2 separate regions of the Homo sapiens genome follow, and region 2 is linked to region 1. A link is a loop called in an ENCODE intact Hi-C map of the cell type or tissue named here. Cell type or tissue: CD4-positive, alpha-beta T cell. All regions are shown on one strand.

What was found. Peaks named below come from ENCODE experiments on the same cell type or tissue, not always from the same donor. Only the 100,000 strongest peaks of a DNase experiment are listed, where the experiment ranks them.
Region 2: it touches region 1 in a loop (4-fold over the local background); 5 of 110 quality-filtered maps call a loop at or near these places.

What each region holds. Positions count from the first base shown.
Region 1 is chr5:130,868,379-130,876,378 of GRCh38, forward strand. It overlaps LOC107986449 (a long non-coding RNA gene), which reads right to left and starts at 3,049. Exons shown (of 4, transcript XR_001742881.1): 1 at 2,831-3,049. In CD4-positive, alpha-beta T cell, CTCF peaks have their summits at 3,294 (motif pointing right) and 3,495; a DNase peak (open chromatin) is centred at 3,303.
Region 2 is chr5:131,065,439-131,073,438 of GRCh38, forward strand. It overlaps LOC105379172 (a long non-coding RNA gene), which reads left to right. Exons shown (of 5, transcript XR_007058928.1): 5 at 2,823-3,112. Among named protein-coding and RNA genes, the nearest start is that of HINT1, 96 kb to the right of the region's middle. In CD4-positive, alpha-beta T cell, a CTCF peak has its summit at 3,577; DNase peaks (open chromatin) are centred at 3,653 and 4,033; H3K4me3 peaks cover 472 bases; H3K27ac peaks cover 2,531 bases.

The sequences.
Region 1 (8,000 bases):
TAACAGGAGAAAATGCACAGGACCTAAACCCCTGAGATCAGTGTCTCCATTTCAAGGTCACTTGTGTAATGCAGAAAAACATCACCCTGTTTTAAACAGTGAAGAAGGAAAAGCAGGACTCAGCATGTCGGGTGTGGAATAGCAGCAACCAAAGAATCTGTTTTCCAAAAATTAAAAACAGGAGCATTAACCATGCAGAGAAGTTACAATCTCATATAACTACAACAGTACATCTGGTCTGTGACCTCAAGAAGCTAAACTAATTTCTGACTTAAGGGAAGTATTGACATATTTCTCAAGCTCTGCACTACACATAGGAACCCATGGGAGCTGAACCATGGAAAATGTTCCAGAAGCTACTAGTTTTAAATAAAAGCATCCTAAGAGGCTCCAGGGAGATTTTGGAACTTTTTTTCAAGTGATTAAGTGCTATCAATGTCACATCACAGAAAAATTTTGGGGAAAAAGCCTCTAACATGGTCTTCCCCATTACTGTGTTGCTCACTTTTGATTTCTCTTTAGATTATCACCAAAGAATAGTTTTCTAATTAGTGAGAGAGTGCAGGGCTCAAGAAGAAATTCTAAAATGTTTGGACCACGTATTAGTTCATTTTCACACTGATGATAAAGACACCCAAAACTGGGAACAAAAAGAGGTTCAATTGGACTTACAGTTCCACATGGCTGGGGAGGCCTCAGAACCATGGTGGGAGGCAAAAGGCACCTCTTATGTGGCGGCAGCAAGAGAAGAATGAGGAAGAAGCAAAGTGGAAACCCCTGATAAACCCATCAGATCTCATGAGACTTATTCACTATCATGAGAATAGCACAGGAAAGACCAGCCCCCATGATTCAATTACCTCCCCCTGGGTCCCTCCCACAAAAGGTGAGAATTCTGGGAGATACAATTCAAGTTGAGATTTGGGTGGGGCACAGCCAAACCATATCAGGCCAAGAGAAAAAATAGATGATCAGATAGATATATAAATAGAAATATAGACATAAATATAGCTAACACATTCTTCATTACAGTTGAAGGTAAAGACATCCTTCATGTAATATTTATTTCCCTTCAGAGAAAAGTATATTTAATTTTTAACTCCATAGAGCTGCTACAATCGTTTTTTAACCCATGCCCAAAGTCAAGAACTGTACTTATCTATGGCCTTAGGCAACCAGCCACTGCCAGATGTGTATAAATGTCCAGACACATAGGAAAACAGGGCCAAAATGGAGAAGCCTTCAGATGAGAGCCAAGAGAGGGGCAATCTCATAGGCTTTAACATCTTCCTTCTACCATGAATGGATTTGATGTTTCTTGGTGATCATAGGGTGACTATAAGTTCTGGGGTGCTCTAGACCTGTTATCCTGGCCCCCTATTACTCTCAAAAGTACTCCAGTTCAGATATAGTGTCTTAACCATAGCAATGCTTCAGAAATTGCTATAATGACATATATTATATCTACAGAGGAATATGACTATATATGCCCACTATTGCCATCTACAAAGCCTTTCTAAACAAAGATTTGAAACCAGGTAGTGCCTGACTTACCATAGAAGTCCAGTGGCATTTTAAGTAACTTCAATAAGAACTGACTCTAGGCCGGGCACAGTGGCTCATGCCTATAATCTCAGCACTTTGGGAGGCCAAGGCAGGTGGATCACCTGAGGTCAGGAGTTCAAGACCAGCCTGGCCAACCTGGTGAAACTCCATCTCTACTAAAAATACAAGAACTAGTCGGGCGTGGTGGCATGCACCTGTAGTCCCAGCTACTCAGGAGGCTGAGGCATGAAAATTGCTTGAACCTGTGAGGTGGAGGTTGTAGTGAGCTGAGACTGCACCACTGCACTCCAGCCTGGGTGACAGAGCGAGACTCCATCTCAAAAAAAAAAAAAAACAAAAAAACTGACTCTCTTATAGCTTGCCAAGAGGTTCTGGTTTAATGGTATTATTTATTTGTCTTACGAGTTTTGTTAGTCTAATTCCTTCTGGATCACAGTAGTTGTAGACCACAGAAATTTCTGCTGTTCAGAAACTGTCATAAAGCAGCACTGATGTTTACTTACTGCCCATCAATGCTTCTCATGTCAATCTTAAAAGAACCAGTAATTATACTGACTAGTGTGTTAGTTATTCAAAAGAAACAAATATGGTTTCACTTTAGTTCTTCTGTTTTCTCTTTTGAAGTTGTAGTCAACATATCAGGATTTTTTTTATTAACACTATAATTCTCATTACATTATTTTAACAGTTTTCAAAGTAACATAAGTAATAGGGCATATAAGAAAAATATTCAGCCTTCTTAAGGCAGAAGAATAAAAGTAGCTAAGATTTGTTGCGTGCTTATTAAATCCTAGGAACTGTTCTAAGTCATTTATGCATTAACACTCCTCCTTGGGGGACGACATCAGCAATATGGCACAATAGGAAGCTCCAAACCATTCTTTCCCCCTACAGACAATGATTCAACAACAACACATGGACCAGACCCCTTTGTGAGAAATCCAGAAACTAGGTCAGAGGCTCCTGCACCCTGGGGAAGCATGAAACCAGTCACATTGACCAACAGGAAAATTTGTGGCACTCACTCAACAGAGCCCATATCCCCAGCATAGCCCAGAGTGATCCTGAGGTAATTCTCAACTCCCAGCTTCTTCCTGAGGGAGGGAAAGAGAAGACTGGAACATAGGCCTAATATTCAGACATTTTGTGGGGCTACCCAAGGGACTGGTTTCTGTCTTACATGAATATGAGCATGGACAAGAAACAGCACCAAGTTGGGACCCACTAAGAACAAAGGTGATGGTAAGAATTGTAACAAACTCACCTGCCATCCTCCCCTACCCCCAGTTCAGCACAGCACAAGTGGGAGAAAACTCCTAACTCCTGACTTCCTGCTGGGGAGGAAAAAGAGTTGCTGTCTCTATCCGACATTTCCAGCTTTTCAGAGGGCTGCCTGCGGGTCTGGCTTCTGTTTCATCCGTTTTGGGTACTTGTGGGTTGCAGCATATTTTAGATGCCTGGGAATCACTAAGAACAAAAAACAGCCGAGTAGCTTACTGCTGCTCCAAGGACCTATGGTGCAGAGGACAGAGGCTGATGCAACTTGGCAGCTTCTCCCCTCAGGGGGAAAGGAGGGAGTGGAACATGTGTCCAATGTTCCAGCTTCTCCAGCATCTGCCTGAGTAATGAATTTCTGCCTAACCTGACTAAGAATGCTATTGGGACCCTGACAGGGTGCCACTAAGAATAAAACCTGGGTGGCCAATGGCAGCTCCAGAGAACCTGTAGTACTCCAGACAAACACCAGAGGGAGGACGAGATAATGAGCTTCAGAAAAAAGAAAACTGGTCATTAAGAATTTACATGCATAAGTCTGGAGAAGACACATTACCAAAAAATCTTTGAGAAGTCACCAGAATCACTAGCCAGTCGGATTTGTGAAGGTCCCCGTATGAAGCCAGTAAATACTGGGGGAGGTAGTTCTTTTTTCAAATGTGTGCATCCAAACACAAAGTAACAAGGCATCTAAAGACACAGGGAAACACGGCCTAACCAAAGGAATAAAATAAATCTCTAGAAACCGACTTTAATGAAACCCAGGTATATGAATTATCAAGGAATTCAAAATGATCTTCATAAGGATGCCCCATGAGCTCAGGAAAACAGCAAAGAGATAGAAAACACTACAAAGTAACAAACATAAAAAATTTGGAGCTGAAGAACAAAATAACTGACTTTAAAAATTCACTAGAGTGATTTGAAGCAGAAGAAAGCAGGAGAAAGAATCAGTGAACTCAAAGACAAGTCATTTAAAATTATCCTATCAGAGGAACACAAAGAAAAATGAATGAAGAAGAGGGAAGAAAGCCAAGGACTATGAGTCACTAGCAAGCACACCAATATATACATTATAGGGTCTCAGAAGGAAAAGAGAGAAAGAAAGAAGTAGAAGAAATAATGGCCCAAAACTTCCCAAATCTAAGAAAGAAAATGGACATATAGATTCACAAAGGCCAACAGAGTCCATCATGGATGAACCCAAAGAAGATCACACTAAGACACATTATAATCAAACTGTCAAAAGTCAAAGACAAAGAGAAAATTTTGAAGGCAGCAAGAGATGCTTGAACTCCCATGTTCATTGTGGCATTATGCACAGTAAGCAAGAGATGGAAACAATCTAATTGTCCACTGACAATTGATGAATGGATAAAGAAAAGATGGTATAAATATATAATGGAATAGTATTTAGCCTTTTAGAAAGAAGAAAATACTGTCATATGGTACAGCATGGATAAACCTTGAGGATGTTATGCTAAGTGAAATAAGCCAGTCACAGAAACTGGGACAAGACAGGGATGCCCTCTCTCACCACTCCTATTCAACATAGTGTTGGAAGTTCTGGCCAGGGCAATTAGGCAGGAGAAGGAAATAAAGGGTATTCAATTAGGAAAAGAGGAAGTCAAATTGTCCCTGTTTGCAGACGACATGATTGTATATCTAGAAAACCCCATTGTCTCAGCCCAAAATCTCCTTAAGCTGATAAGCAACTTCAGCAAAGTCTCAGGATACAAAATCAATGTACAAAAATCACAAGCATTCTTGTACACCAATAACAGACAAACAGAGAGCCAAATCATGAGTGAACTCCCATTCACAATTGCTTCAAAGAGAATAAAATACCTAGGAATCCAACTTACAAGGGATGTGAAGGACCTCTTCAAGGAGAACTACAAACCACTGCTCAATGAAATAAAAGAGGATACAAACAAATGGAAGAATGTTCCATGCTCATGGGTAGGAAGAATCAATATCGTGAAAATGGCCATACTGCCCAAGGTAATTTATAGATTCAATGCCATCCCCATCAAGCTACCAATGACTTTCTTCACAGAATTGGAAAAAACTACTTTCAAGTTCATATGGAACCAAAAAAGAGCCCGCATCGCCAAGTCAATCCTAAGCCAAAAGAACAAAGCCGGAGGCATCACGCTACCTGACTTCAAACTATACTACAAGGCTACAGTAACCAAAACAGCATGGTACTGGTACCAAAACAGAGATACAGATCAATGGAACAGAACAGAGCCCTCAGAAATAACACTGCATATCTACAACTATCTGATCTTTGATAAACCTGAGAAAAACAAGCTATGGGGAAAGGATTCCCTATTTAATAAACGGTGCTGGGAAAACTGGCTAGCCATATGTAGAAAGCTGAAACTGGATCCCTTCCTTACACCTTATACAAAAATTAATTCAAGATGGATTAAAGACTTACATGTTAGACCTAAAACCATAAAAACCCTAGAAGAAAACCTAGGCATTACCATTCAGGACATAGGCATGGGCAAGGACTTCATGTCTAAAACACCAAAAGCAATGGCAACAAAAGCCAAAATTGACAAATGGGATCTAATTAAACTAAAGAGCTTCTGCACAGCAAAAGAAACTACCACCAGCGTGAACAGGCAACCTACAAAATGGGAGAAAATTTTCGCAACCTACTCATCTGACAAAGGGCTAATATCCAGAATCTACAATGAACTCAAACAAATTTATGAGAAAAAAACAAACAACCCCATCAAAAAGTGGGCAAAGGATATGAACAGACACTTCTCAAAAGAAGACATTTATGCAGCCAAAAAACACATGAAAAAATGCTCAGCATCACTGGCCATCAGAGAAATGCAAATCAAAACCACAATGAGATACCATCTCACACCAGTTAGAATGGCAATCATGAAAAAGTCAGGAAACAACAGGTGCTGGAGAGGATGTGGAGAAATAGGAACACTTTTACACTGTTGGCGGGACTGTAAACTAGTTCAACCATTGTGGAAGTCAGTGTGGTGATTCCTCAGGGATCTAGAACTAGAAATACCATTTGACCCAGTCATCCCATGACTGGGTATATACCCAAAGGACTATAAATCATGCTGCTATAAAGACACATGCACACGTATGTTTATGTGGCACTATTCACAATAGCAAAGACTTGGAACCAACCCAAATGTCCAACAATGATAGACTGGATTAAGAAAATGTGGCACATATACACCATGGAATACTATGCAGCCATAAAAAATGATGAGTTCATGTCCTTTGTAGGGACATGGATGAAATTGGAAATCATCATTATCAGTAAACTATCTCAAGGACAAAAAACCAAACACCACATGTTCTCACTCATAGATAGGAATTGAACAATGAGAACACATGGACACAGGAAGGGCAACATCACACTCTGGGGACTGTTGTGGGGTGGGGGGAGGGGGGAAGGATAGCATTAGGAGATATACCTAATGCTAAATGACGAGTTTATGGGTGCAGGACACCAGCATGGCACATGTATACATATGTAACTAACCTGCACATCGTGCACATGTACCCTAAAACTTAAAGTATAATAATAATAAAAAAAAGAAAGAAAATGAGGTTCTTCTGCCTTCCTGTGACCAACTTTCTCTGTTGCCAGTTAATGCTGGAGCATGAATTATTAATCTATTCACCAATTTTCTCTATTATGAGCTGAGTATGATTAAATACACTCACTTTTTGATGCTATTTTGAAAAAAATCTAACAGGTGAAATAGATTTGAGAGTGCAGAACAGAGTTGCCAGAGAAAGCTGCAAAGGAACTCTTAAGTTGGCGCTGATGCTGAGTGAAGTTTGAGTGGGAGGAGAAGACAGAGAACAGAGAAGGGAATGAAGGGTGGAATTAGCTTGGTCTGGGGTGGAGGCAGCAGGGGGACAAAGCATATGCCTTTCTTCTTGAGCACTGAAGTTCTTGGGAATTAGGCTGCAGCAAGCATTGCCAGTCCCATCTGGCCCACAGCTGCTTCTGGTAATCATCCAGGTTTATCTCCTGCCAGACCAACAGAATTCCTGATGAGTAGTTGAGCTCAATAGCTCAGTTCCACTTCAAGCTCTGAATCTGGGGTATGCCAATGAATAGCATCTGAACTCCATGAGAACCATGGAACTCACTTAGGGCCCAAGCACCCTCTATAACATCTGCATCATATCTCCTAGGAAAGTTTTAGAATAAATTAATATATTTGTATTCCAAAAACCAGAATAGATTTCTTAGAAGTATCATGCCAGGTATGTTCCAATTATTTCTCATCCCATGTACCAAGCATCCCTATGTTTCTTTGGCAGTTCCAACACTCACCACCCAGTGGTGGACCACGAACTGGGACCCAAAAATCATTCCCAGCCAGCTTCTAGACTCAGTTTTGTGAAACAAGTTGATCCCTGGTTTTTCAACCACAAAACATATGTTAAAACTTTATTTTATTCCCTGAAACATATTACCAAGTGAAATGAAGCAATGCATATAGTATTTCTAAGGGATAGGTCATTTAAAAAACATTGCAAATAGTTTACAAAAAAAGTAGGGTGTAAAAAACTTACACCCTACTTACTAAGTAATAAGAGTTACCACCCACACCACTTCCAATATTACTAAACTTACATGAATACAAACATCTTCCTAGAGTAGATGCACTATTACTCACTGAAGCTGATTTATAATAAAATAAAACATAAGGGAAAGAACGCTGAAAGAGTCTTGAGTACTATTTTTGGTCCTGCTACAAACTCCTTATACTAATTACCTTGAACATGTTACCCTAACTTCTCTGAACCCTATTTCCCTCATCTATAAGTGTTAAAAGGAAACTAAAAACACATATGGGTCATTTCCAGGTCTGAAATGTCTAGATTATTGGATCTAGATTGCTTAATTCCCTGGAAACACGTTGTGTGGATCAACTGGGAACACAAAATCATTTCAGGGACTATAGGAAATCACTATATAAGTATCATTACAAGGTTAAATACACCTATTCTATTAATCTGTGGCTTGTTTTTCACTAAATCTCCATTTTAATTTGACATTAGTTCTAATCCCAACCTGCTAAACTATAATGAGAAACCCACGTCCTTGGTAGCTAATCTCCAAATATGGCCCCTAAATGAGCCCTATC
Region 2 (8,000 bases), 200 kb after region 1:
TGTGGTCCCTGCCCAAATCTCATGTCAAATTGTAATCCCCAGTGTTGGAGGGGCCTGGTGGGAGATCACAGGGGCAGATTTTCCCCTTGCTGTTCTTGTGGTGTTGAGTGAGTTATCACAAGATCTGCTTGTTTAAAAGTGCAAAGTACCCCTGCTTCTCTCTCTTCCTTCTTCTCCAGCCATGTAAGACATGCCTGCTTCCCCTTCCCCTTCTGTCATGATTGTGAGTTTCCTGAGGCCTCCCCAGGCATGCTTCCTGTACAGCTTGCAGAGCTGTGGTCAATTAAACCTTTTTTCTTAAAAATTACTCAGTTTCAGCCATTTCTTTATAGCAGTGCGAGAACAGACTAATACAGAAAATTGTTACTGGGAGTGAGGCATTGCTATAAAGATAACTGAAAATGTGGAAGCAGCTTTGGAACTGGGTAATGGGCAGAGGTTGGAACAGTTTGGAGAGCTCAGAAGAAGACAGGAAGATGAGGGAAAGTTTGGAACTTCCTAGAGACTTGCTAAATTGTTGTGACCAAAAGTGCTGATAGTGATATGGACAATGAAGTCCAGGCTGAGGGGGTCTCAGATGAAGATGAGGAACTTATTGGGAACTGGAGCAAAAGTCACTTTTGTTATGCATTAGCAAAGAGACTGGCAGCATTGTACCCTACCCTAGGGATCCATGGAATATTGAACTTGAGAGTGATGATTGAAGGTATCTGGCAAAAGAAATTTCTAAGCAGCAAAGCATTCAGGAAGTAGCCTGGCTGCTTCTAACAGCATTTGGTCATATGCATGAGCAAAGAGATGATCTGAAACTAGAACTAATATTTAAAAGAAAAACATAGCATAAAAGTTTAGAAAATTTGCAGCCTGACCATGTGGTAGAAAAGAAAAACCCACCTTCTGGAGAAAAATTCAAGCCAGCTGCAAAAATTTGCATAAAGAGGAGCTGAATGTTAATAGCCAAGACACTGGGGAAAATGCCTCAAAGGTATTTCAGAGACCTTCCTGGCAGCCCCTACCATCACAGGCCCAGAGGCCTAGGAGGGAAGAATGGTTTTGTGGACTGAGTCCAGGGCCCTGCTGCCCTGAGTTAGGGTCCTAACCTCAGGACACTGCTCCCTGCATCCCAGTTGCTCCAGCTCCAGCTATGGCTAAAAGGGTCCCAAATATGTCTCAGGCCACTGTTCCAGAGGATGCAAACTATCAGCTTTGGCTGCTTCCACATGGTGTTAAACCTGCAGGTGTGCAGAGGGCAAGAGTTGAGGTTTGTGAGCCTCCACCTAGATTTCAGAGGATGTATGGAAATGCATGTCCAGGCAGAAGTCTGCTGCAGGAGCAAAGCTCTCATGGAGAACCTCTACTAGGGCAATGTGCAGGGGAAATGTGTGGTTGGAGACCCCACTCAGAGTCCCCACTGGAGCACTGCCTAGTGGAACTGCAAGAAGAGGGTCACCGTCCTCCAGACCCCAGAATTGTAGATCCGTGAGAAGCTTTCTCTGTGCACCTGGAAAAGCTACAGGGACTCAACACCAGCCATGATTGTGAGTTTCCTGGGGCTTCCCAAGCCATGCTTCCTTTATAGTCTGTGAAGCTGTGAGTCAATTAAACCCCTTTTCTTATAAGTAAACTGGTTTCTGGTATTTCTTTACAGCAGTATGAAAACAAACTAATACAGGGACCTCCCCCATTAGGGTGAAATGGCCAGGACTTTATTCCCCCACCTCAGTCAGTCACCAGACACAGGCTGGCTTGGAAAAGATATGACCTTCGACAATGCAGTTCACTGCAGCTCAAGCAAATCCCAAAGAAGCTGACAGCTGGAGGTTTCTGTTGACTGCACTCCACCAGCTAGAAAGCAAATCCTTCCTGAAAGGTAGATTTTGGCAATGTATATCCATGTCCACCACCACAAGTATTAATTTTTTAAATTTTATTAAAAAATGAAAAGCCTGAGACAAATACTAAACTACACTGGATGCAAGACAGCATATTGAAATTGTGAATCTTCCAGAAAAACTTGGACATGTGGTCACCATAGTTCTAAATAAACCAATTTCTGGTTCTAGGTCCTCTACCCTGTCCCTCACCATGCAGAAGAAGCTGGACTTATGCAAACATGCTTTATATCCTTTCCAGCCTTGCCAGATATATGGGAGGACACCTGACCCAAAAGAATGTTAAACCAAAAATTGCCAACAAAATACAATGTGTCCTGGGAGTCCTGGGACAAGAATTGAGATCAGCTCATCAATTTCTCTTCCTCAGGAATTTTAACCAAGGAAATAACAAAGGAAAGGTGAGGTCAACAAAATGAAGCAGAAGTGAGATGATCTAATGTAGAAATTGAGCAAGAAAACCACGACAGACCATGTTCAAACAGAAATTACGAGGGAAACAAAACTATGAGTAAGCAGAAGTTAGGAGGAAGATTTAAAAAATTAGAGCAGAGGATCAAGGAGATATTTCTTATCAAAATAGAAGCAGATGGGCAAAGGCTAAATGAGTCAAATTAAGGGCAGGACACTCCTATTGCTTTGACTGTAGACCCAACTTCCCATTCCTGTTCTTCCAGAGGCCCAGCTGCTTATTTCTAAGTGTGCATGAATCTTTCACCTCCAAGTATATTGATTCCCTCATCAAAAAGGTTACAAACTAGTGCTTCCCAAGCTTCTGTTGCAAAGTAATTCTCTGGCATTTGCATTAAAACCAAAGATCTCTGTTCAACCTCTCCATTTTTATTTAGAATAAATTTATGGTGTCATGAGGAAGTTTCATCTTGCTAATATTGCCAAATTCTATACTCTTATTTCTCATTCCCAAAACAGAAAATAACTCCAACTCTTTCAAAAGAGCTCATTTAGTGGCAATTCTTCCTATTTCATCTGTTACGGCTAGTGAGTTCTGCGCTTACTGAAGCATCTCCTGACCCTAGAGACAATTGCAACCATGGCAAGAATACCAACAATGTTATGCTAGATCCCACGGCAAAAGGGTAACAAAATTGGATTTTATGACTCTTTATCATTGAATCACCCTCAACAACACCAATTCTGGGAAGTTCTGATAATACATTTCTGACTGCCTGACCTCATAATGTACAATAGATTCCCTTTCTAGTAAAAGGACCCAGCACCAGATTTCCCTATTTGAATTATATTTCTACACTGTCCTTACAAAAATATCATTCTCGGCCGGGCGCGGTGGCTCACATCTGTAATCCCAGCACTTTGGGAGGCCGAGGTGAGCAAATCATGAGGTCAGGAGATCGAGACTATCCTGGCTAACATGGTGAAATCCCGTCTTTACTAAAAATACAAAAAAAATTAGCCAGGCGTGGTGGTGGGCGTGACTCGGGAGGCTGAGACAGGAGAATGGCGTGAACCCAGGAGGCAGAGCTTGCAGTGAGCCGAGATCGCGCCACTGCACTCCAGCCTGGGCAACTGAGCAAGACTCCATCTCAAAAAAAAAAAAAAAAAAATATATATATATATATATATATATATATTCTCAACTATTTCAGGTCTAAGGAGCCATCTACTGTTTTAAGAACAAACTGCAATTAATGATCATTTCTCAAACCATAAAAGGCCCAATCAACTAAATTACATTCTCTCTCTCTCTGTCTCTCTTTCTCTGTCTTCCCCTTCCTTGGCCCCCTGCCTTGTTGTGGTGGTAGTGGTGATGGTGATAATAATGGCTCTTTGTTCTCAAGAAATTATGCTGTGCCAAATTCAAGACAGTGTTTTTATTGTGGTTGTGTACATACGAAAAATGCCTTATAGTTGTTTATTGAATTTTGAATTTTTTATACACAAGAGTCATTCCCTGTTGGAAATGAGAAGCAAGTTTTCTCTTTGTTGCTTTTAACTGAAGAATATATTATAAGCTCTTTCTCTAGATACATTCTGAAACTGTAAAAAACACTTTCAAAATAAAGGTCAGCCATGTCGTCTGTGCAATGTTAATTGCTAAGTGCTGAACTAGCACTGTAGTCAGTCTTTGAAGTGGAGCCTGGCTGGGTTGACAGCCTAGGGTGGCTGCCCCATGCTTTCAGAGCAACACAGGATGTTGCTTGGTCTCTTCAGAAAGAGGCTGCCAGGAAATGAAGTTTCACATGAGAAACTTGCTGCTCTAATGCATTTCAGGCTATTCTTTTCCATTTGAAAGCCTAGGTGCAATGAGTGAAGAAATCTTTTCTTAAAAACTCCAAATAGGTCTTGAAGTACATGCATGTTCACTGAGGTAGTGATTTCCTCTCCTTCTAGTATCTTGTGCCCATATACAAGAAAAAGAATATGTGTAGTTAGTAAATTTTTAAAAATCATCTCATGTTTATTCCTGATGGAAGATTGAAAAAGCTAAGGAAAGAAGAGATGCCTTGGGCTCATGTTAAATGCACTCTGGAAGAACAAAATGTAAAACCACTGATTTTCAATTAAAAGATAATGATTCCAGTGGGTGGTTGCAGTTAAGATGAAGTAAGATGCACCCTGCCTCATTCAATGAAGCAACTAAAAACCCTGCACAGAAGGCAGGGAGCAGTTATCTAGGGACTCTAAAAAGTAAATAATAGCAGACTGGTTTGAGAGACAAAACAGAACTCAATGTAAGATCAATCCACTGGTGAGTTTTGTCCTCCTCTCCCGCTATTTTCTGGCCTTAGATTCAAAAGCATCCCAAAACCCAGAACTCCACAGTAGGTGCAAATAGAAAGAGCTGCAAGAGAAGTCCTCTCATTCTGGTCCAAAAAGCAGAAAAGGGAGCCTTTAAGGATCAGAGTGAAGAAAATCCCTTGGGGTGTTCTTTTCTGTTCTCTCTTATTGCTGCCCCCAGGCAATCCCCTGGAGCAACAGACATAGAGGCAGTGGCAGCTGTGCAAGCACCTGAAACTCTAAGGGAAGAGAGCTCTTCTCTCTGGCCAGGACTTGGGTCCCAAAAGCATGGGGGAAATATATGTTGCTTTTTTTTTTTCCCCCATCTTCCCATGCCTTGGCTGTGGAAGCAGAGACAGTCACAAGAAGTGAACATAGGAGCAGAAAAACTACATAATTTTCCCAGCCACAACCCTACACTACTTACGCCTGTAATTTCAGGACTTTGGGAGGCCAAGGCTGGTGGATCACCTGAGGTCAATAGTTGGAGACCAGCCTGGCCAACATGGTGAAACCCCGTCTCTACTAAAAATACAAAAATTGGTCAGGTGTGGTGGCGTGCACCTGTAATCCCAGCTACTTGGGGAGGTTAAGGCAAGAGAATCACTTGAATCCAGGAAGTGGAGGTTGCAGTGAGCCGAGATCACGCCACTACACTCCAGCCTGGGCAACAGAGTGAGACGCGAAAGAAAGAGAGAGAACAGATTATTGGCGAACATGTATGCAACTCCGCCATGTAACTATGTTAACTAATTTTAATGTACTTGATTTAACAGTTTCTAGGGGGAGTGATTATAGATTTGTCCTCTGAGTAATTCTTCTATATTTTTGCCTTATGTATTTTTTTTTTTTTTTTTTGAGACAGAATCTCGCTTTGTCGCCCAGGCTGGAGTGCAGTGGCGCAATCTCAGCTCACTGCAAGCTCCGCCTCCCGGGTTCATGCCGTTCTCCTGCCTCAGCCTCCCGAGTAGCTGGGACTACAGGCGCCCGCCACTACGCCCGGCTAATTTTTTTTTTGTATTTTTAGTACAGATGGCGTTTCACCGTGTTAGCCAGGATGGTCTCGATCTCCTGACCTCGTGATCCACCCGCCTTGGCCTCCCAAAGTGCTGGGATTACAGGCGTGAGCCACCGCGCCTGGCCTGCCTTATGTATGTTAAGATTATATTTCTAGGCACATATAGGTTGTGTAATTGCTACATCATCCAGGTAAAATATTATTTTTTCATTATATTTTGACCCTTTTTACCTCTGCAAAGTTTGCTCCAGTTTGGATATTTGAAAGGACTCACCAGACTTCCCAGAATACAGATGGCTCCTGACTTACAATGGTTCAACTTAATATTTTTTTTTACTTTATGGATGGTGTGAAAGTGATACACTTTCAGTAGAAACTGTACTTTGAGTACCCATACTGTTTCTTACTTTAAATACAGTATTTAATAAGTTACATGAGATTTTTAACACTTTCTTACAAAAAGGCTTCATATTAGATTATTTTGCCCAACTGTAGGTGTTAGTAAGTTTCTTTCTTTCAATACAGTATTCTGTTTCTTACTTTCAATACAGTGTTTAATGTTACATGAGATTTTTAACACTTTCTTATAAAATAGGCTTCATATTAGATTATTTTGCCCAACTGTAGGCATTAGTAAGTGTTCTGAGTACATTTAAGGTAGGCTAGACTAAGCTATGATGTTTGGTAGGTTAGGTATAGTAAATGCATTTTCAACATAGAATATTTTAAACTTAAAATAGGTTTATTGGGACATAACCCTATCATAAATTGAGGAGCATCTATATATGCCTGTAGGCCTTTTAAAGACAAAGAACACAGTGTAGCAAGAGAAAGTGATTGCAGGCAAGCTCCTCAGGGCCCAACTTTAACCACCAAGATGTGTGCAAGGAATTTTAGTTTCAGAAGAACTCAAAGAGAAGTTTTCAGTAGGGGGGCTTTAAGTCCTTCTGGCCACAATCAAACCAGCTTGTCACACCAGTTAAGCCAGCTGGAATTCATTGGTAAAGAAACTGACCTTGAGAGTCGCTACAGGAGTTTTGGACCTTAAACGACACATCACAAATTCCACTGCCCTTATCTTGACCAAAAGTCAAAAACCAGACAGCCAATCATCCCCAGAGATAAACATGATGGTTTTCCTTTCCAGCTGTAAATTAATTCTATCTCCACAATCTCTGATACAGATTTTGCCTGAAAGTCTGTTTGGTGTGAAATTAATATTGCTCTACCACGTTAGTCGTAGTTTGTTTTTTCCAAGTATGCCTTTTTTCATTTCTTCACTCTCAAACTTTCTGTGTCATTACAGTTGTGCCTCTTATAAATGGCATATAGCTAGATATCATATAAATCAGTCTCAGTTTCTGTTCTTTAACTGATAAATCCAATCTGTGAATATCACTATATTAGAATATTCCTATCAATATTTTTCTGGTTTGTATCCAGCATTGTTGTCTTTGCTCCTTTTTCTTCTTTCTGCCTTATATCACTTTAATAGAGGGTTTTTTCCTTTGTCTCTCTCCTTGCCATTTTTACACTTTTCTGCTTTAAAAATTGCATATACTCTTTCTATTTAGTTGCTGATATTCCTAAAGTTTACTTACATACTTCATTTAACAAAGCATACCATCTATCAAAAACTATAAAGACCTAAGAAATCAAGAGACCTCTCCTCTCACATGTAATTGTTATAGACAATTTGTATTTTAGTTCCACTTTATTTTCAAATCCTCCAAAATTAATCATTATTATTGTTATTTAGAGTCAATACTTATTAGTACTAGGTTAGACCATATTAGTTTTTTTCTGAGATGGAGTCTTGCTCTGTTGCCCAAGCTGGAGTGCAGTGGTGCAATCTTGGCTCATTGCAACCTCTGCCACCAGGGTCAAGTGATTCTCCTGCCTCAGCCTCCCAAGTAGCTGGGACTACAGGAAGCCCCCATCACACCTGGCTAATTTTTGTATTTTTAGTAGAGACAGGGTCTCACCATGCTGACCAAACTGGTCTCGAACTCCTGACCTCAAGTGATCCATCCTCCTCGGCCTCCCAAAGTGCTGGGATTACAGGCGTAAGCCACTGCGCCTGGCCTAATTGCTATTTTTATATTTGTTTTTTTTTATTATACTTTAAGTTTTAGGGTACATGTGCACATTGTGCAGGTTAGTTACATATGTATACATGTGCCATGCTGGTGCGCTGCACCCACTAACTCGTCATCTAGCATTAGGTATATCTCCCAATGCTATCCCTCCCCCCTCCCCCCACCCCACCACAGTCCCCAGAGTGTGATATTCCCCTTCCTGTGTCCATGTGATCTCATTGTTCAATTCCCACC